5 separate regions of the Homo sapiens genome follow, and all the other regions are linked to region 4. Evidence: chromatin loops called from intact Hi-C (ENCODE). Cell type or tissue: dorsolateral prefrontal cortex. All regions are shown on one strand. Region 1 has its middle 7.3 kb from the start of MIR3649. Region 2 has its middle 13 kb from the start of CACNA1C-IT2. Region 3 overlaps WNT5B (Wnt family member 5B). Region 4 has its middle 3.1 kb from the start of LINC00940. Region 5 overlaps WNT5B (Wnt family member 5B).

Region 1 (4,000 bases), 290 kb before region 4:
AGAACAGACACTATAGAAAAGGTGAACCCTTTTGATCCAATCTCACTGTAAAGCCAAAAGGAGTGAGTACTGTTTGAAGTGACCCTGGCCTCATTCCATATTGGTGCTCTGCCTGTTGGGTCAGCCAGCTCTTCGGCTGGTCCCTGATTTGGAAGTTACGTCTTTCGTATATTTATTTCCAGAGACTTCTTAGCAGCAGTTACGTTTCATAAGGGAAGTTTTGATACCTCTTTTGTTCCCTGCTATGTCTGCCATCACCCACAACAGTGCCTAGCACAAAGAAAGCACTCAATAGATATTTGCTGAGTGAATGAATGAATGATGTTTCTTCATGAACAGACAAGGAAACTGAGGCATAATGTGATTAACTGCGTGGTCCATCATATCATTTGTTCTATCAAAATTGCAAGTAATAGAAACCAATTTGAGTCAGATTATGAAGAAGGAGTATGACATGAGGGTCCCAAGAGTCTCAAAGACGCCAGGGTCTTCAGGAGCTGACCTGGACACCTCTGGATCCCTCTCCCTTCCTCCTCTCTCCTCTGAGGTCTCTCTCTCTCTCTCTCTCTCTCTCTCTCTCTCTCTCACAGTTCCAGCCCCAGGAAGGGACTCTGAATCTCTCCTGGTCCTTGTCCCAGATTCCCAGGAGGGGCTTCTGGTCAGGGCTCTGTCCACCATTGCATGACTTTGCAGCAGTTCAAGTCAATGAGTGGAGGGGCTGAAGAACTCATCAAGGTGAGAGGAACTGCTCACGTTCTCATAAATTTCTCGGCGGATGGTTAGATCCAGAGAACACATAATCCAGTTGGTGTGAATGAGACCCCTAAGTATTTACTCTGGAAATTCTCATGATAGCTTTACTGAGGAGTCTTTTATCTGTGAAAATGCATAATTATGGAACAAGTCCTGAGGATTGTCTAAAATAAGGAAAAACCTGAGCCCACTAGTGTGAAGAGGAAGGCTTCTGTTCTCTGAATAACCCAGGATAGGACACACACCCATTCATCTACCTTGCAGGGTTCAGGCAGCCAAGTTGCTAAGAAGCAGAGAATAGACTAGAGTCAGTGACAGCCCCTGGCTGGTATTCTGCCCTGCAGGTGCATTCATTTTTCAATACTGAGCTGTATTTGAAGGCCAGTCATCCCTGTGGATGATTTAAAGGTATCTTCCCTCTGACAGGACCACTCTACAGTATCAATTGCTTCCTTCATACATTTTCCTCATTCTTCAAGGTCTGAGCATGCCAAAAAGTAAGACCTGAGAGGGGTAAGGGTTGCCAGGATGTTTCTGCAAATCTTCCACGGCTCTTGGGGGCACCCAGCAGGCATTTGAAAACTGACTTACAGCCGGGTGTGGTGGCTCACGCCTGTAACCCCAGCACTTTGGGAGGCCAAGGCAGGCGGATCACCTGAGGTCAGGAGTTCGAGACCAGCCTGGCCAACATGGTGAAACCCCGTCTCTACTAAAAAATACAAAAATTAGCCGGGCGTGGTGGTGGGTGCCTGTAATCCCAGCTACTTGGGAGGTTGAGGCAAGGAGAATCGCTTGAACCCGGGAGGCGGAGGTGGCAGTGAGCTGAGATGGCACCATTGCACCTCCAGCAGCCTGGGCAAATACAGCGAAACTCTGTCTCAAAAAGAAGAAAGAAAGAAAGAAAGAAAACTGACTTACGCCCTGTGGCTGGCCTTCTTTTGTCCTTTTTGTTTTGACAGCAAAAGCCATATAGACCTTGAATGCTATGACAGGCAGGACACGTCTGTGAAATAGGAAATAATTACACTCACGCTTTTTAGGTGCTATGTTTCCTTCCTCATTTTATTTTCTAACATGCAAGTAAACTTTTTAATGGACCTAACGTCTCATCTGACAGATATCACGGCCTTAGGTCGGAGCAAATGATCAGCCTGGAACCCACTCCAGACTGGTCTGCAGTTCTGCATGTGACCACACAGTGTCGCTATCTTCTCAGTTCTAGCCGAATAGCTCTGGCCCGCACCTTGGTTCAAAAAAACATTTTTTTTTTTTTTTTTTTGGCTGGGCGCGGTGGCTCACACCTGTAATCCCAGCACTTTGGGAGGCCGAAGCGGGGGGGGGGGGGGATCACTTGAGGTCAGGAGTTCGAGACCAGCCTGGCCAACAAGGTGAAACCCTATCTCTATTAAAAATACAAAAAAATTAGGCAGGTGTGGTAGCCTGCACCCCCGTAATCCCAGCTACTGAGTAGGCTGAGGCAGGAGAATCGCTTGAACTGGGAGGGAGAGGTTGTGGTAAGTGGAGACCATGCCACTGCACTCCAGCCTGGGCGACAGAGCAAGGCTCTGTCTCAAAAAAAAATTGTAAATTTAAAAAAAAGTTGGGTGGTGTGTCCTTGCGGATTGATGGCAGAAAACAGAATCTGGAGAGCAGCAAAGCTGAGTTCTAGATTTTTCATTTGGATAAATGTGGGAAGAATTAGGTCAGTCTTATTTTACTTAGTTTTAAAAGAATGAGTGAGGAGGGCAATGCAGTTAGGAAAGAAAACATGAAAGGAATGCCTTGTCCTGCTCGGCTGGACCCTCAAGACACCCACAGTACTTTTCATGCTTGAAGATTATGATGAAGGAGGTGAGTAATAATTATAGCTACCATTTATTGAGTACTACTGTGTACCAGCTGCTTTACATACATTACATGTAATCCTCTCAGGGCCTCTGCAGTGTAGCCAATATTATCCACGTGTTTCAGATGGGAAAGCTAACACTCAGAGTGGTGAAGCGGCATCCCTCACCTCACACAGCTAGTAATTCATGCTGACTCCAGACCTCTTTCAGGTGGATTTCTGGGTAAGGAATCTGGTCAGCTGAAATAACAGGTGCCCATTTCCTTCTAAGTCTCAGGGAGTGTACAATAATCTTCCTCGTCTTGCCACCATGAATGTTGAATGAGAAGAGTGACTAGAGAGATTTCATTTGGTAGGGGCATATGGCAGGGGGAACTTGGGGATCCCAAATCTAAAGTAAACAGGCAAGGTGCGGTGGCTCATGCCTGCAATCCCAAGATTTTGGGGGTGCTGAGGCAGGGGGATCACTTGAGACCAGGAGTTTGAACCAGCCTGAGCAACACAGTGAGACCCTGTTTCCACAAAAAAAAAAAAAAAAAAAAAAAAAAGGCTGAATGCAGTGGCTTATGCCTGTAATCCCAGCCCTTTGGGAGGCTGAAGTAGACGGATTGCATGAGTCTAGGAGTTCGAGACCAGCCTGGGCAACATAGTGAGACCCTGTCTCTATTAAAAAAACACAAAAAATTAGCTGGGCATGGTGGTGCCTGCCTGTAGTCCCAGCTACTCAGGAGGCAAAAGTGGGAGGATCACCTGAGCACAAGAGTTCGAGGCTGCAGTGAGCCATGATCACGCCACTGCATTCCTTCCAGCCTGGGTAACAGTGAGACCCTGTATAAAAAAAAAACCAGGCATGGTGGCACATACCTGTAGTCCCAGCTACTGGCCGGGGGTGAGGTGGGAGGATTGCTTGAGCCTAGGAGTTCAAGGCTATAGTGAACCATCATCGTGCCACTGCACTCCAGCCTGGGGTTACAGTGAGACCCTGTCTCAAAAAAAAAAAAAAAAAAAAAAGGAAACAGATAATGCATACAGGGCTAAACAGCATAGAAAATGCTACAAAAGTTGAAGATAGTATATTGATGTACATATTGAAGCAAAGAGAAAACTGGGGCCTTGGACGATGGAACTAGATGAGTAAGTCACATTCGGTAGGGAATTTAGAGCTGGTGCCTGGGGGCTTCATTTTACAAGACAGCCATGGGTATTCTCTACCACATGCTTCCCTCGAATTTACTCAGAGGGAAGCCCTCTCTCCACTGGCTTTCCCAGGCGTTAGGAGTCAATGGTTTTGAATAAGAGTGAAGATTAAAATTCAGCAGAGCTCCAAGCATGTCTGATCTTGAGCGGACAGGACCATGGACTAAGCTTCTGAACTCCCTTTTCCAATCTGCTCTTCCGGCC
Region 2 (4,000 bases), 95 kb after region 4:
AATTAATGTTTCCCAGTTTGATCAGAAGGGTTTTAAACTGAAGGTAGGGGGTGGTGGAGTAAAATGCCAGGTGAGCCTATGACACTGACAGGCAGTGCCTGGTTAGGTGCAGTGATGTAGCTAACCCACCCTGGGGGAGTTCCGCTGGCCATTCCACTTCCAGAGGGGAGGTGCTTGATTCTCCATTCCTTGACGTACAAGGAACCCTGAGGAAGGTGTGGACAGGATGTCCCAGAACAAGTGAAGCCAGTCTCTGTGTCCAGCTGGGTCCTCTTTCTGGCCCTGACACAGATGCCCCCATGATGCCCGCCCTCTGCAGGCTCAAGTCCGCCCATGTGCTCGGCCACCACCTGGCCTGCAAGTCTATCCTGGGATGCTGAGGGGGCAGCTCTGGCATCCGACACCCTGGAACCCAGGACATGGATCCCATTTTCTCTCCAAACCCAGGCTATGTTTACATCTTCAAAACACATAAGGCCGACTGTCCCTTCTTTCCTGAAAAATGGAGCTTCATCTCCACTCCTCTGGGCTATATGTCTCCTGGAGTCTCAGAGTCCTTGGGGCTTGGGGGCATTGTGTTCAGAGCTTTGGACATGATTCACAGTATAATCCTAAGGACAAAGTTTTTCTGGCAACCTCATGCTAAAACATGAGAAAACAACAACACAACAACAACAACAAAACAACAACAACATCCCAGCTCGCTCTCATTTAAAATCATTCCCCAGGTCAAATCTCCAGCAAACATCCCTCTAGAGAAGTGAGAATAACATAGTCAAAATGCCCAGGAACCTCAGCAGATGCAGCTGCCAATAAAGTTAAAGTAAATGTAGGCACCGTGAATAGATGTCTAGCATTCCAAATAGAGGTGGTGAGAGTTTGCCTGGCCCTGGCCATACTGCCCTCGAAGACAGCTTAGTGCTGGCAGCATGTTCCGAGAGAAGCACTGACAGAGAAAGACAGAGGAGCATGGAAGAGGATGGGAGAGTGGCTCATGTTCTGGCCTAGAGAAGCAAAGATTCGTAGAGAGGGGAGGAAGAGAATACAGTAACTGTATTGCAACATTTATTAATAATAATAACGACCACATTTTTAACATCTGCTACACCTTAGGCCGTTGGAACATACTAACTCATTTTAATCCTCACAGCAACCCCATGAGGTGGATATCTTTATTCCTATTATACAGATGATGAAACTGAGGCTTGAAGAGAGCGGTTCAGTGACTCGCCCAAACTCACATGCTTAGTGTGGGAAAGTTAAGATTTTGCCACATCCAAGTCCTTTTAGATCCAAGGCCGTGTTCCTTTTTGTAAGCCTCCCTGGTGTGTGGAAGGGAGTACACTTTCTCCGTGAGATGCCAGATAACTGAAAGAGAACTACAGGGAAGATGTCAGAGGAACGAGATTCCACGCAACCTGATAAAGAACTTGCTCATGGTCAGAGTTGTCCAGAGATGGGATGAACAAGCCCAGCTGGGGCTGCATTTCCATCCCTCGGAGGTCTCAGGCAGAGGCTGAGGTACTAAGGTTGAGGGTACTGTGGTGGGTATTTAATACTAAGAGTCCCTCTTAATACTTTCTGTTTTATTACTCTAAAGTAAACTTCCCCAGCACACAGCTCAAAGAGAAGGCCAGTGTAATATGCTGGTTCAATATCCGACGACTTTGAAATAATTCGAGGGCTAACTGGCTCATCTAGTGTGATTTAAGCTCGTAGTTTCCCATTCATGTATGTACTCACTTCTTCAAAAAACACCTTTCGGAGTGCCTCCTTCGTGCCAGGCTCTGCAGATATAGCTGTGAATAACAGATAGTCCCTGTGCAAGGAATCTATAGATGGGAATGGGGAGAGACAGGCAGACAGGTGATTTTCATTCTGTGTGTAAATATAATTAGGAAAGTACAGGATGCTATGGGACACCGAATCCAACTTTGCGGGACAGGGGAAGAAGCCTTAGGAGCTGGCGAGGCGAGGGGGTGAAGAGGAGAAGGAGGTCTGGGCACTGGAAGCGGCACACGTGGAAACGGTAAAGGCCGACGCCGGTTCAGAGCCGCAACCGCGACAGCCCCGTCGTCCACCTCAGGTGCCGGCGCCCCCTGCTGGTGCGCGGAGATGCGCGGAGACCGCAAGGCCCGGGGGCGTGGCCTCCCCTGCGCCGGCGCGTGTGCCCGGGCCCTCCGCGGGGCGCCGGCGTCTGCGCCAAGGCACGTTCTCCTGCTGCTCCAGAACTGCCACCTTCCAAGTCCTGAAGGAGGCCGTTTTCCTGTCATTTGCACCTGGCCGGAGCCATTCTGGATGTTTTAAGGAAACGAGAAAACCATTCTTTCCTCTTACCGGATGATGTGCGATGTCATTTGGAAACAAAGAAGGGCTCTGTTTCTTGGAGCCCCTGGGTTCTGTCTGCAAGAGGGGCAGTCATGAGGCTTGCAAGGCAGGGAGTGGGTAGGATGGTGCTACAAGCGGCCGGGAGGTGATGGGGTGCAGGGAAATAGACATTTCCATTTCTTCCTCCTCCCTTCTTTTCTCCCCAGAATCTCCTGTGCGAACCTCTTCTGTGCAGACACCTTCCCACCCAACCTCAACAGAGCCCTGTGGGCCTCCCACGCTGTGTAAGTGCGCGGACTCATCTGAGTGCCACTAGGGGACACAGCCCAGATTCAAGCTGGGATCCCCATAATATGTGCACCTGCAGCCAGGTGTGCCTATAGAACCACAAATGCGACAGGTGAGGGGATCATCTTATTATTTTCCTACTTCCGAGGCAGGACGGTACTTAAACCATCTCAGACAGATGGTTAACTGTCCTATTTTAAAATATCTCTGGGGAGGACGATTTCACAATTCCCTGTGGCTGTCTGTTCTAGTATTTAATCATGTTCATTACCAGCGAGTTCTTCTTTATGCCGGATCTAAATCTCCACCGTTGTGATTTAAGTCTTTTTCCTTGAGGGTAGACGCTGTGGCTCTTCTGCTTCAGGGGAGGAGAGGATTCTGGTGCTAATTTTGCGGTCTTGTGAATAAGTTATCTCTTGTAACACCTTCTTTGGGGTTTATTTTCTTTACTGGTAAATGGGGTTGGAGGGTGAGTTAGGGATGGTTCCCAAGGACTTCTCAAATGTCATAGCTTTTAGACAAGTGCTGCATTGGTATCGTGTGCAATTCAATACTTAGTGGAAATAATAACGCTTTGTTGCATTGAAAAGCGTGTAGCTGAAATCTGAAATGATGCCACGTAGACCTAGTCCAGAAAGCCATCTATCCCTTAGTGTCTGAGTGGGCCGTGGGAAGGAATGAGCAGTGGAGTGGGCTGGGCCACTCACAGCTGGACCTTCCAGAAGTCACTTCAGGGTAGGCGCTCTGATCATCTATTGCACAGAAAAGGGGAATCAGGCTTTGTGGGTGCTGCCCCAGCCTCTAGCTCTGGAGAGCTCAGAAATGAACACCCAGCAGAGGGCAGTTGTATGGGACAGTGGATTTTCATCCTCCCTCCCCTTTCCTATCTTTTTTTTTGAGACAGAGTCTTGCTTTGTCACACAGGCTGTAGGTGCGATGTTGGCTCACTGCAACCTCTGCCTCTCGGGTTCAAGAGATTCTCCTGCCTCAGCCTCCCCAGTAGCTGCGATTACAGGCATGCGCCACCACGCCCGGCTAATTTTTGTCTTTTTAGTAGAGACAGGGTTTCACCATGTTGGTCAGGCTGGCCTTGAACCCCTGACCTTGTGATCTGCCCTCTTCGGCCTCCCAAAGTGCTGGGATTACAGGCATGAGCCACGGCGCCCAGCCTCCCCTTTCCTATCTTTAAAAAGCAAATGCCCTAGGAAGGGTTATACCTTAAGTCATTATCAGGTAACCCTTTAGTGACCAGATGAGGAAATGGGCTACAGAGTAGCTGCTTAGTCTTGACACTGGAGGGGTTAGCACAGGAGGATTCGGGGTACCCTGGGAGGAAGGTTTGCTAACAGCAAAACAAAGGCTCCACACCAGCGGCAAGAGACCA
Region 3 (4,000 bases), 310 kb before region 4:
TATAAAGGCTTCTCTTCAGCCATAAGGGCTATTTTCCTATCTGATCACAGCAGATCCAGAAGCATATCCAGAGTCTGTCTGGGGCATTTGGCATCTCGCATGTCCTTTGTGTTCATGCCTCAGATTCCTTCAGTTTGTCCTTTGAAGGCCAGCACTCTGATTTACTAATTTTTCTTTCCAGGGCCTTGTACACAGGGACGCATTCAATAAATGTGTTGAATGAATGACTTAATGCTGCACACAGGCGTATGCTCACTCCTGGGCCTTTTTTTCCCCTTTCTGGATTGCTGTCCTAGGTCATTAGCTTTGAACCCGGTGCAGAGACCCGAGATGTTTATCATCGGTGCCCAGCCCGTGTGCAGTCAGCTTCCCGGGCTCTCCCCTGGCCAGAGGAAGCTGTGCCAATTGTACCAGGAGCACATGGCCTACATAGGGGAGGGAGCCAAGACTGGCATCAAGGAATGCCAGCACCAGTTCCGGCAGCGGCGGTGGAATTGCAGCACAGCGGACAACGCATCTGTCTTTGGGAGAGTCATGCAGATAGGTAAGAGGCCATTACAAGAGGGCTCGGCCAAGGAACTGCACTCGTCTCGTTTGGGAGCAATTAAGCTCTCTCAGGACTGGCACAGGGAGAGCCCAAAGGCAGCCTAAGTGGGCTCTCTCTAGGCTTGGCAGCAGTGTGCACCACGAGAGAGGCACACGAGGAAGCAGGCTCTGGGAGGCTGCAGAAACCACACGCTTGATGTTCCTCTAGCTCTCTGCCTTCCAGCCTCACTTGGGGCAGGTTGCTTGGGACTCACTGAGAGGGGGCAGGTTGCTTGGGACTCACTGAGAGGGGGCAGGACATCTGAGTTGACTTAGAGTGGATTAGGAGAGCCGCCCACCGCCACTGCCTTTGTGTCTCAGTGCAAAAAAGAGCCTTGGGTAGAGAACCAGAAATTGCAGCCCTGAATGTCTGTTGGATTTTTGCCTCTTCCACTTCAACCTTTGACAGAGAGATAGAAATGTCGGCCAAAGTGTTGATAGCTGTCACTAACCCAACCCCATCCAGTCCCAGCTTTTTCTTTTGAAAGAGATGTGTGAACATGGGGGAAGGGGTCAGACGAAAGAAAAGATGAGAGGGAGAGGGCCAAGTCTTCTGGATTCCTGTCCCTTCCCCTCTCCCACTGCTGGCCAAGGATTCTTGGGCCACCCTATTGCTTAGATGGAGGTGTGATCTGAGGTCTAATTGTTTTAGGTCCTTTTGAAATGCAATCCTCTCCTCTCTGGCAAGAAATTGAGAAATCCGGCCCTATTCTACTGGGTCTTATCCCCAGGGCCATAAAAGGGAAGTGTTAGAATGCTGTGTTCCTTCTGCCTGACATTCTCCCAGAACACCTCCCTTCAAAAGGTTACCTGAGGCTGGAGTTTCCCCAGAGAGGGATTTCAGCCTGGGAGGGGAGTTGGGGAGGTAGAGATTTCTTCGTGCTCCTCTCTTAGGGAGGATACTTGGAAGGCTCCTTCCCCCTCCCACTTATTCCAGACCTCTTTCCCTACCCTCTCTGTCCCATATTGAGAAGTAATGCCCAATGCAGTAGCTCACGCCTGTAATCCCAGCACCTTGGGAGGCTGAGGCAGGAGGATTCCTTGAGGCCAGGAGTTCAAGACCAGCCTGGGTAACATAGTGAGACCTCTGTCTCTATAAAAAAAATTTTTTTTTTCTAAAGAGAGAGAGGGAATTAAAGATGGGAAAAGTACACATTGAAACTTGCTGCTCTCTTGCTTCCTTCGGTATCAACTCAGGGTGCATAAAAGGAAGGTCCTAGTGTTCCTGGGGCAGCTTTCCCAAAAGAGTAGACTTGGGGTTTTAGTGGGATTTACTCATAGTTTATTGATTCTTCTCAAACCCACCTGGCACTTGTCTCTTCTTTCTGGCGAAAATCTTGGCAGCACTTCCTGCCCTGCGTTTTGGGCAATGAAACTAGGACGGCCCAGGTGCAGAGTCTCCTCTAATCTCTTCAGTGGAGTTAATGTTTATTGAAGACCTAAAGTAGGCCTGATGTTGGCTAGATCCTTTTCATGTGTATTTCGTGTGCATAAAGGCCCCAAAGTGAGGCTGTACTTTAGGAAAGAAAGGGGTTGGCAGGAAAAGACACTCCGCTGGGTTCAGATGTGCACTAGGTGGCCAGCGAAAGCAAACCCTGTCGAAGAGAGCCCATCTCTCTGTGCCCTATTCCGTTACAAAATGGAACCCTTCTGTTTGCCTAATTTTCCCCCTTCCTTTTTATAGCATCACTGAAGGCTCATGCTACCTAGGAGGCTGTCCTCCCTTCCTCCCCCCTGAGCCCAGAGTAGCTCCTGGTGAGTCCTCCCTCTCCCTATCTTGAGAAGGACCGTCTAAGGCTTCCTTTCTCCTTTGAAGCTGCTGCAAAAGTCGGTCACCAGAGGGCGGCAGAGCAGCTCGGAGGAGCCTCGGCCCGTTGCCCAGCTTCTGCCTAGGGAGTTTGGAGGCAACTTGGGCTGCTATGGAACAGAGAGGGCATGAAATTGTTCTGCTGTCTCCTGTAGGGAAAAGACGCATGTCCCTCTAGTAGCTCACGGCTGCTTTTTTTTAGCCGTTTATTCTTGAGATGGTTAGAGATTCAACCTGAACTGTTGCGTATATAGATAAACCCCCACGTTGCTTATCCATTCTGAAGCCCCGAATTATCTCTTTCTTGCTGAAGGTAGCAACAGTAGATGGTACTTAGTAGGCTTACCCAAGGGCCCAAAGGCTGCCCCGTGAAGGCAGAGCTGCCCACACTCAGCTTCTGATGAAGACCCGACTGAAAGAGGCAGGCAGCGCACCGGAGGACAAATCAGGATCCCAAACAGTCATGATAGGTTCGAACTGTCAGAGTACAGAACGTCTGGTGTGTTAGTTCAGCTGCAGGTACGTGATTTTAGAAGGCAATTCTGAGAAGGCTGATTCAACTCTGAAAAGCATGTTTGCTAAAGAATGATAGAAATAAATCAGACATATGTAGCTTGGAAAAGTGAAAACGTAAAAGGCTTAATAGTTGTTTTCAAACACTGAAGAGCTGTCAAATGGGAAAGGGATTATAGCAGAGTGCAAGTGCAGCAGGCAGGAATCATAAGGAGGCGTATTTCAGCTTAATACAAGAAGGAGCATTCTGGTGATTGGAGTCATTTGAAAAAGATGGAATGGATTGCTTTGAAAACCTAGCCCACTGGTCTGAGGAACTGTGTAGAGGGAAAGCTTCCGGTGGCTATGGAGGGTAGCTCGGGGCTGAAGCTTGGGAGGCTCCCTCCGTTCCAGGATGCCATGTCAGGTGGTTGAGGCTGCATTTTAAGGAGATGAATTCCTCAAAGTGGGGCCCAGACCCTCCTCCCTGAGAGGCTCTTTGGCCATCTTACCATCCCCAGTGCTCCTTGTCACATTCTGAGCCCCGTAGACCGGGTCCTGTCGGCTGAATCATGAGTGTAACTTCCTGCCATCATTTCGGTTTTTCTTGGGCTATTCCTATTTCACAACTGACCAGAAGCCAGCCACTGGTTAATAGAGAAAAACGGACTCACTCAGCATGGTCTGTTTGTAAACTTCACTGTGTCATGCCCAGATAATCAAGAAGTAGGGCCAAGGGAGAGATTTCTCTAGACCTCTCGGTTGATTGCAGACTGCTTCCCTTTCTACCTTCCAAGACAAGACTCTGGGATTCTGCCTGGTTTAATCTCTGAGATCAGGATTGAATCTGTTTCCTGCTAAGAATCACTCCCTTCTCTCCATATCTAAGTCCCTATAAGTATCATTTGTTATTTCTTATAACAGCTTTATTGAGATACATAACTCCCATACCATGAAATTCAGCATTTTAAAGTGTAAATTCAGTGGCTTTGAGCATATTCACAAGGCTGTGCAACTATCAGCACTGTCTAATCCCATAACATTTTCACCGCTCCACAGAGAAACTGCACACCCGTTAACTGTCACTCTGCGTACCCCAACCCCCAACCCTAGGCG
Region 4 (4,000 bases):
TTTCAGAAGATCCAGGAAGTACAAATCCTATCAAATAGCACTGCCTTCTCCCGCCTTGCAATTAAGGTGGTGCTTTACCCATAACGGCAGGGGCAAGAACAATACCGACATGGTATGTTACAAGTAATATACTGCTGGGTATGTGGACCTCTTAAAGAGCTGTGGCACTTCCTTCATAAGGAAGGGAGAAGTGTTACTGTTTTCATTCCATTGATAAGGAAATGAGGGGGAGAACGCGGTAAAGCAAGGCGGCCACAGATCCCTAAGTGCCAATGCCAGGCTGAACACTCAGGTCCTGGTAGATGGCAAACAAAGGCCGGCCCAGCAGCTGCGGGCCTCTCCCAACAACTGGAGCATGGCCCCCGCACCACAGTCATGGCACAGAGGGGCTGTCTGCCATATGTTGCTCCCATTTAATCCTCATATGGACCTTGTGAGGGTCTTTCATTTTCTAAGTGAGAAAACAACATCCCAAAGATGTGTTTGTTCAGGAGTTGAAGGCGGATCTGTGTGACTCCATAGCTGGGTGCTCTTCCCCACACCGGACGGCTCTGGCTTCTGGAACGTCTACCAGGCTGAAGCCCACTGCACTGGATAAGGCTGCCTCTACGAACAGAAATCTCAGGGCTGCACCTGAGATTCAATCAGGTGAAAACTGCTGCCTGGGAGCCAGTGGCACCTAAGGAGTGGCGTCCATGATGTTCTCAGAATTTGGGCTGAGTGGGAAGAAGAAAAGCCCATTTATTTATGAAATCTAGCTTTGGGTGCCTTAGATAACCCTTTTGATCTATTTCTTGGACTCACTAGAGAAAGTCCTTTTGTACAAAGACACTCTCATCTGCTTTGCTGTATAGAAGAAATAAGCACTCCATCACCAACTGCCCTTTGAAGGGTGACTTCGTCTTTGGTCTAAATGAATTGGGCCTGTCCCTTTCAAAATGATGTATTCCAGTAAAGGATGGAGAATTTATTATTTTTCAAAACAGATGACTGTGGTGTTGACCTAGAAAGGCCCGACTGAAGCCTGCAGGGCAGGTCTGACCATGCTGGGCTTGGGTTTGTTCCCCCGTCGCATCAGAACATGGGCACCTTCTCACATTAGGTACGGCAACTGATATTCTTTCTGTTTTATTTACTCGGTTCTGAAGCAAAAGAATAAATATTTCATGAAATTAGCCATTTGCTACTGCAAATACGTTAGGAACATTAAGTATGGAATTCATCTCTCCTTAGCTAGCGAAGCAACTCTAAACATGTAATTAAGATCAAAGATACATTGTTAAGGTTGCCAGCAGTTAATCAGATCATTGATTTTGCCCCATTTTTGTGCATGTATCGCTGAGGCAAGCACTACGATCACTGACTTTGAATCCAGCAGTTAATCAGATCATTGATTTTGTCCCATTTTTGTGCATGTATCGCTGAGGCAAGCACTATGATCACTGACTTTGAATAACAGATCCAAGTGTGTCTCTGTCCTCGCCCTGTTCTCCTTATAAGAATATTGAGATACCATATATGCAATTATTAATTTCAAGTGTTTTGTGAAAACTTTGCATGGTTTATCACTATGTTAGATGTTGTAGGAGATACCAACGAAACAAAAGAACTCACCCCTTCCTAAATGTTGGAGGGTAACACAGCAGACTCCTCGCCAAGGTCTGGCACATAACAGGGGTTCAGTAACAGTCAATCCCTTTTCCACCCACCCTTTCTCTTCACAAGAAAAAGCACCCTCCTGCGGGAGAGTAGGGGAGGTGGTGTTCTAACAATGCTTTCACTCGATGCTGTGGCTGAACAAAGGTCTAGAGCTTAAAGTCCAAGCCCAGGTCTCAGAAACGGTAGGGAAACCTGTTTTCCTCACGCTTCCATTTTATGAACTATAAAATGAGAATAAAACACCTGTCGGCTGTGCAGTAATCGAAGATCTTTTTATTATCCGAGAATAAGAAGTGCTATTGAAACGCAAAGCTTTATTTATTACAAATACTCAGCAGGGACGAATTCCCATAGATACTCTTAACAACTTGGCAGGGGCTCTTCTGACTCCTTCCAAGATTAAGCTCCTCATCTCTGCGAACATAAAACTCGATCTGCTACACAGCTTGCAGATCATGACGCCCTGAACATCACAGTGACAATCTCCTGTGCCCTCCGCCTCAGCGTGTTCTGCTAAGGGTGATATACTATCCATTCGGAAGCTTAGGCGGGCACATCCTGCTGCTTCATGGGCTGGGATGGATGAAGTGTTGCTGGAAATCTGGGCCATTTGTCAACTCCTAGAACATCTATCCTCTAGAAACTAGCTATAAATACCTTTAGAAATAACTTCCTTCAAAGGATTGGGTAAAACATGCCAACTGGGTTTTTACAAATGAAAGGTTTACTTTGTCTGGTAAAAGAAAACCGTCGTTACTTCCAAAGGCTCATTAAAGCCTTTGTAGGTTAACTTGTGGGACGACACTGCCACCTGGTGGTCGGCGTGCACTGTGCGCACGGAGCTCCCCAATGGAAGTTACACACTGCTCAAAGAACCACCAGACTTATTAATAAAGAACTAAGCTCTGAGAACAGCCCTTCTCACAGAGACACTGATTCTTCTGAAGTGGCTCCATACATTTAAGGAAACATACTAAGCTTGGCATTTACTGAGTGACCTAAGCAAAGAATTTTCCTACCCGCTCAATTCTTAGTACCAGGTGTACTGAAGGACGTGATTTCTAAAAGCAAAACAAAACAAAAACACTTGAAAGGCAGGCCTGGTGGTGACAAAATCTCTCAGCATTTGCTTGTGTGTAAAGGATTTTATTTCTCCTTCGCTTATGAAGCTTAGTTTGGCTGGATATGAAATTCTGGGTTGAAAATTCTATTCTTTTTTTTTTTTTGAAACGGAGTCTCGCTCTGTCGCCCGAGTAGCTGGGACTACAGGCGCCCTCCATCATGCCCGGCTAATTTTTTGTATTTTTAGTAGAGACAGGGTTTCACCGTGTTAGCCAGGATGGTCTCGATCTCCTGACCTCGTGATCCACCTGTCTCAGCCTCCCAAAGTGCTGGGCTTACAGGTGTGAGCCACCGCGCCTGGCCCCTGAAAATTCTATTCTTTAAGAATGTTGAATGTTGGCCCCCACTCTCTTCTGGCTTGTAGGGTTTCTGCAGAGATATCCACTGTTAGTCTGATGGGCTTCCCTTTGTGGGTAACTTGACCTTTCTGGCCTCCCTTAACATTTTTTCCTTCATTTCAACCTTGGTGAATCTGAAAATTATGTGTCTTGGGGTTGCTCTTCTCGAGGAGTATCTTTGTGGTGTTCTCTGTATTTCCTGAATTTGAATGTTGGCCTGCCTTGCCAGGTTGGGGAAGTTCTCCTGGATAATATCCTGAAGAGTGTTTTCCAACTTGGTTCCATTCTCCCCATCACTTACAGGTACACCAATCAAATGTAGGTTTGGTCTTTTCACATAGTCCCATATTTCTTGGAGGCCTTGTTCATCCTTTTCATTTTTTTCTCTAATCTTGTCTTCACGCTTTATTTCATTAAGTTGATCTTCAATCTCTGATATCCTTTTTTCTGCTTGATCAATTCGGCTACTGATACTTATGTATGCATCACGAAGTTCTCGTGCTGTGTTTTTCAGCTCCATCAGGTCATATATGTTCTTCTCTAAACTGGTTATTCTAGTTAGCAGTTCCTGTAACCTTTTTTCAAGGTTCTTAGCTTCCTTGCATTGGGTTAGAACATGCTCCTTTAGCTTGGAGGAGTCTGTAACGACCCACCTTCTGAAGCCTACTTCTGTCAATTCATTCTCCATCCAGTTTTGTTCCCCTGCTGGCGAGGAGTTGTGATCCTTTGGAGGAGAAGAGGCATTCTGGTTTTTGGAATTTTTAGCCTTTTTGCACTGTTTTTTCCCCATCTTCGTGGATTTATCTTTGACACTGATGACCTTCGGATGGGGTTTTTGCGTGGACGTCCTTTTTGTTAATGTTGATGGTATTCCTTTCTGT
Region 5 (4,000 bases), 300 kb before region 4:
AACACTGCCCTCCCCAGTCCCCATTGTTAGTAGTTTTTCTCCCACCTGATCTTCAATCGGGCATTCTTGCTCTTCTCAGGTATTCCTTACTCTATCTACCTTTGCCTTGGTAGGTTGGCGGTAGGTTCCTGTGGGCAGGGATTGCCCTCTCTGCCCCTTTGCTTCAACCCTGTATGTGCTGTATGTGGGTGGGACAAATGGATATACACAGAGGAGTTCCGTGTTGCCTCCTCGGGAGAGGTCAGATTCACGGAGGCTGCTTGTGGCTCTGCTGAGCTGCGCTGTGGTGTCTGCACGTGCCTGTGATCAGGCAGGTGACACCCACTCTTCCCCTTTCCCCTGCTGCTGGGTCTCACTTTATTGCCCTTAATTGTTTGTTGTCTTGTCCGGGCTGTTATCTGGCAGCCTTCCCTCCCATCAGGCTTGTTCCTGGCTTGCTCACCTTCCCTGTCTGTCTCCCCGCTTAGCCCCTTCCTTCAGGCCCCACACCTCTCCTCTTCCTTAACTCCTTATCTCTCCCTTTGCCTCTGCCTGCTTCAGGTTGGGAATTCCTGGCCCCCTTTATTTTTTATCCTCTCTCCAAGGAACAGGCCTCGGCCATCAGTCACCATCTGAGGCCAGAGGTATTCACTGCTTGCCTCCTCACACCTACACACAAAGTTCTCCAGCAAGGACTGAGTGATGGCTGGGATGGAAAATAGACAAGTATTTTAGAACCATATTAAAAAGAAAAAAAGATTATCCAGGATCTGATGTCTTGACACAGAGTAAATCTTAGGCTACTTTGCCAGAAGTTTCTCTTGGCCTGCAAGAGCATCTAGTAGCTCCTTCTTAGACGGTGGCGGCAACACCAGTGGCTGATGGTGTTTTGCCACTCAAGGATTTCTAAGCATTTTCCAGATAAAAGCCTGGTGCCTAATCCTGTAACATTCCTGTCTGTCACCAGGCTCAGCACACCATTAGATAGAAGTGGAAGAGGAGCTGAGAGGCGCTTTTCCAGGGACAGATCGTAGAACTAAAACTTTTTTCTTTTTTTTTGAGACGGAGTTTCGCTCTTGTTGCCCAGGCTGGAGTGCAATGGCGCGATCTCGGCTCACTGCAAACCTCTGCTTCCCAGGTTCAAGCGATTCTTCTGCCTCAGCCTCCCTAGTAGCTGGGATTACAAGCATGTGCCACCACGCCTGGGCTAATTTTGCATTTTTAGTAGAGACGGGGTTTCTCCATGTTGGTCAGGCTGGTCTTGAACTCCCGACCTCAGGTGATCCGCCCGCCTTGGCCTCCTAAAGTGCTGGGATTACAGGCATAAGCCACCATGCCCGGCGAACTAAAACATTTTTGAAAGCTTTTTTTTTTTTTTTTTTTGCTTTTTGAATTAGCAGTCTGGGCTGAAAATCGGCATTTCCCCCTATCGCCTACAAAAGGAGCCTATATATATATATATATATCTACAAAAGGAGATTTTGTATATATACATATATATATATAAAATCAGTAGTAAAATATGAAAAAAATTGCAGATATTCCTATCTCTACAATGTCTTTGAATTCAGGGAAGGATGGAGGGGGTGTTTAAGCTGGTGCACTTCCTCTTGGATTTGTTTTCCTAAAATTCTGGTCCTTGCCCTGCAGGGTCTTGCTCCGACTCTCCTTCCCCAACTCTGTCTGAGTGTTTGCCCCTGCAAGAGATGCTTATCCGTGCTCCGAGTTGCTAAGTGGCAAAGTGCACAGTTTCCAACCCTTAATGTTTCCTCCTCTCAGCAGTGCCAGACGCCTGTCATCCATCTCTAAGCCAAGGACCATTTCCAGAGGAATGTCAGGCTGCAGCTCAGACCCAGGGCATTTGGGATGGAAGGGTCATTGCAGGCCCCATCTTTGAAGTGTCTGTCAGGATGGGGTGTCAGTTCCTTTATGTCTTGGACCTGGAGCTGCCCGGCTAAGTGCTGGTGCCTTTAACCTTGGGGAGAGCCTTCCTTCCTCCTCTGCTCTAAGCCAGCTTTAAGCCCCGAGATTGGAGTGGATAAGTGCTTGTTATTCTGAGTCCTTTCTGGGTGGCCTTGGAGGTTAGTGAGCCTCTCTAGAGCTTCAGTTTCTCCACCATAAAATAGTGGGAATAATTCCGTACCAGAAAAAACTCAGGAAGACTTTTGCCAACAGTCATATGCACTGATGATGGCTGTGCTGTCTCTTGCACCTGCAGTGGTCTCTGCTTAGCTCTGAATAAAGACACAATCTGGGGGCTCTTGAAAAGAAATCTAAGAGAAACCCTTGAAAAATGAGTCCTGACTCAGTTGGTGACAATAGCCATGCATAAGAAAATGCTCTGCAGCCGGCTTGCGTTTTCATCCCGCCATCTGCACGTCTAGGCCTGCTGCCAGGGTTGGTTGCCATGGTGCGTCAGCATGCTGCCGTTGAAAAGCACTCTGTAAGCAGCTTTCTGGTCTGCTCTTGCTTTTACATTTTGATTTGGGATAACTCAAGTTCAAATCTACTCCACGTTGTGGCGGTTCTGTGACTTCTGGGGTAGACTTGTTTTAGATGAACCGCTCCTGCAGGCAGGCCCAGCTGCTTGCAGTTCCCTTGCACGTTGCTTCACTGTGTTACTCCAGCTCTCCCAAGGGGGCGTCTGGGGGCTGCTCGGGAGGAAGACGGTGGTCTTGCTCACAAATGGATGGTGTATGGCAAGACTCCTGATGACTCTATGGAGTTAGTGACTACATGGTAACATGGGGAAAGGGACCATTTAATTCTCAGGGTATTTGACAGGATCAGGGAGAGTTTTGGGCTAACCACGGCTATGCCAGTGATTTCTGTGATAGGCTTGTGATACAATTGGATTCTTTTTTCTGACTTGTGCTCCTATTACGCAAAAGCTGGACACATTTTGTTATTTTGTTTTGTTTTGCTTTGTTTCTAGAGATGGAGTCTTGCCCTGTTGCCCAGGCTGGAGTGCAGTGGCACAAGCATAGCTTGCTGCATCCTCAAATTCCTGGGCTCAAGTGATCCTCCTTCCTCAGCCTCCCCAGTAGCTGGGACTACAGGCACCAGCCACAGTGCCTGGCTGTATTTTGTTGGTTATTATTTATTTGTTTGAGGCTTTGATCAAGATGGAGATATCTTTGTTTTCCGATTGTGAAAAGGATGCATTGATTGTAACAGGTTTTGAGGAATGAGAAACCAGTAGAGTAGAAAGTGAAAGTGCCTGGTGCCATCCTCCCGGCTGATGGGGACAAGTTGCCTTGCCGCCCCAGGGTTCTTTTCTGTGGTGCCTCTTTTATGTTTTCCCCCTGAGCACCTGAGCATCTTGGAAAGATCTTTGCATGCATTTGAAAAGCTATCTATCCCCTACCCTACCGGCCCCTCCTGTGTACTAGGCCTGTGGCTACCCCAGCCACCCTCTGGGCCTCTTCCACCGGGATCCTCCTTCTTACTGCCTTCTTTCTCTTCCCCTAGGCTGTGTATAAGATGGCAGACGTAGCCTGCAAATGCCACGGCGTCTCGGGGTCCTGCAGCCTCAAGACCTGCTGGCTGCAGCTGGCCGAGTTCCGCAAGGTCGGGGACCGGCTGAAGGAGAAGTACGACAGCGCGGCCGCCATGCGCGTCACCCGCAAGGGCCGGCTGGAGCTGGTCAACAGCCGCTTCACCCAGCCCACCCCGGAGGACCTGGTCTATGTGGACCCCAGCCCCGACTACTGCCTGCGCAACGAGAGCACGGGCTCCCTGGGCACGCAGGGCCGCCTCTGCAACAAGACCTCGGAGGGCATGGATGGCTGTGAGCTCATGTGCTGCGGGCGTGGCTACAACCAGTTCAAGAGCGTGCAGGTGGAGCGCTGCCACTGCAAGTTCCACTGGTGCTGCTTCGTCAGGTGTAAGAAGTGCACGGAGATCGTGGACCAGTACATCTGTAAATAGCCCGGAGGGCCTGCTCCCGGCCCCCCTGCACTCTGCCTCACAAAGGTCTATATTATATAAATCTATATAAATCTATTTTATATTTGTATAA

Evidence for each region. A loop is a pair of places that touch in the nucleus more often than their neighbours do. Peaks named below come from ENCODE experiments on the same cell type or tissue, not always from the same donor. Only the 100,000 strongest peaks of a DNase experiment are listed, where the experiment ranks them.
Region 1: it touches region 4 in a loop (6-fold over the local background); 97 of 110 quality-filtered maps call a loop at or near these places.
Region 2: a loop joins it to region 4, with 4 times the contacts of the local background. A loop is called at or near these places in 26 of 110 quality-filtered maps.
Region 3: it touches region 4 in a loop (6-fold over the local background); 60 of 110 quality-filtered maps call a loop at or near these places.
Region 5: a loop joins it to region 4, with 6 times the contacts of the local background. A loop is called at or near these places in 101 of 110 quality-filtered maps.

The regions. Positions count from the first base shown.
Region 1 is chr12:1,651,056-1,655,055 of GRCh38, forward strand. No RefSeq gene overlaps it. Among named protein-coding and RNA genes, the nearest start is that of MIR3649, 7.3 kb to the right of the region's middle. In dorsolateral prefrontal cortex, a CTCF peak has its summit at 1,923; a DNase peak (open chromatin) is centred at 1,926; H3K27ac peaks cover 3,794 bases.
Region 2 is chr12:2,032,978-2,036,977 of GRCh38, forward strand. It overlaps a transcript of CACNA1C not described here. Among named protein-coding and RNA genes, the nearest start is that of CACNA1C-IT2, 13 kb to the right of the region's middle. RefSeq lists a silencer at 1,965-2,254. In dorsolateral prefrontal cortex, CTCF peaks have their summits at 2,106 (motif pointing left) and 2,307; DNase peaks (open chromatin) are centred at 2,104 and 2,474; H3K4me3 peaks cover 1,640 bases; H3K27ac peaks cover 2,317 bases.
Region 3 is chr12:1,632,362-1,636,361 of GRCh38, forward strand. It overlaps WNT5B (Wnt family member 5B), which reads left to right. Exons shown (of 5, transcript NM_032642.3): 3 at 297-544. Among named protein-coding and RNA genes, the nearest start is that of WNT5B, 5.1 kb to the left of the region's middle. In dorsolateral prefrontal cortex, a CTCF peak has its summit at 2,430 (motif pointing right); DNase peaks (open chromatin) are centred at 455 and 2,440.
Region 4 is chr12:1,937,718-1,941,717 of GRCh38, forward strand. It overlaps a transcript of DCP1B not described here. Among named protein-coding and RNA genes, the nearest start is that of LINC00940, 3.1 kb to the left of the region's middle. In dorsolateral prefrontal cortex, CTCF peaks have their summits at 2,467 (motif pointing left) and 2,671; DNase peaks (open chromatin) are centred at 2,184 and 2,474; H3K4me3 peaks cover 545 bases; H3K27ac peaks cover 2,493 bases.
Region 5 is chr12:1,642,344-1,646,343 of GRCh38, forward strand. WNT5B (Wnt family member 5B) reads left to right here. Exons shown (of 5, transcript NM_032642.3): 5 at 3,451-4,000. The coding sequence ends at 3,909. Among named protein-coding and RNA genes, the nearest start is that of WNT5B, 15 kb to the left of the region's middle. In dorsolateral prefrontal cortex, a CTCF peak has its summit at 2,384; a DNase peak (open chromatin) is centred at 2,368; H3K4me3 peaks cover 1,293 bases; H3K27ac peaks cover 2,312 bases.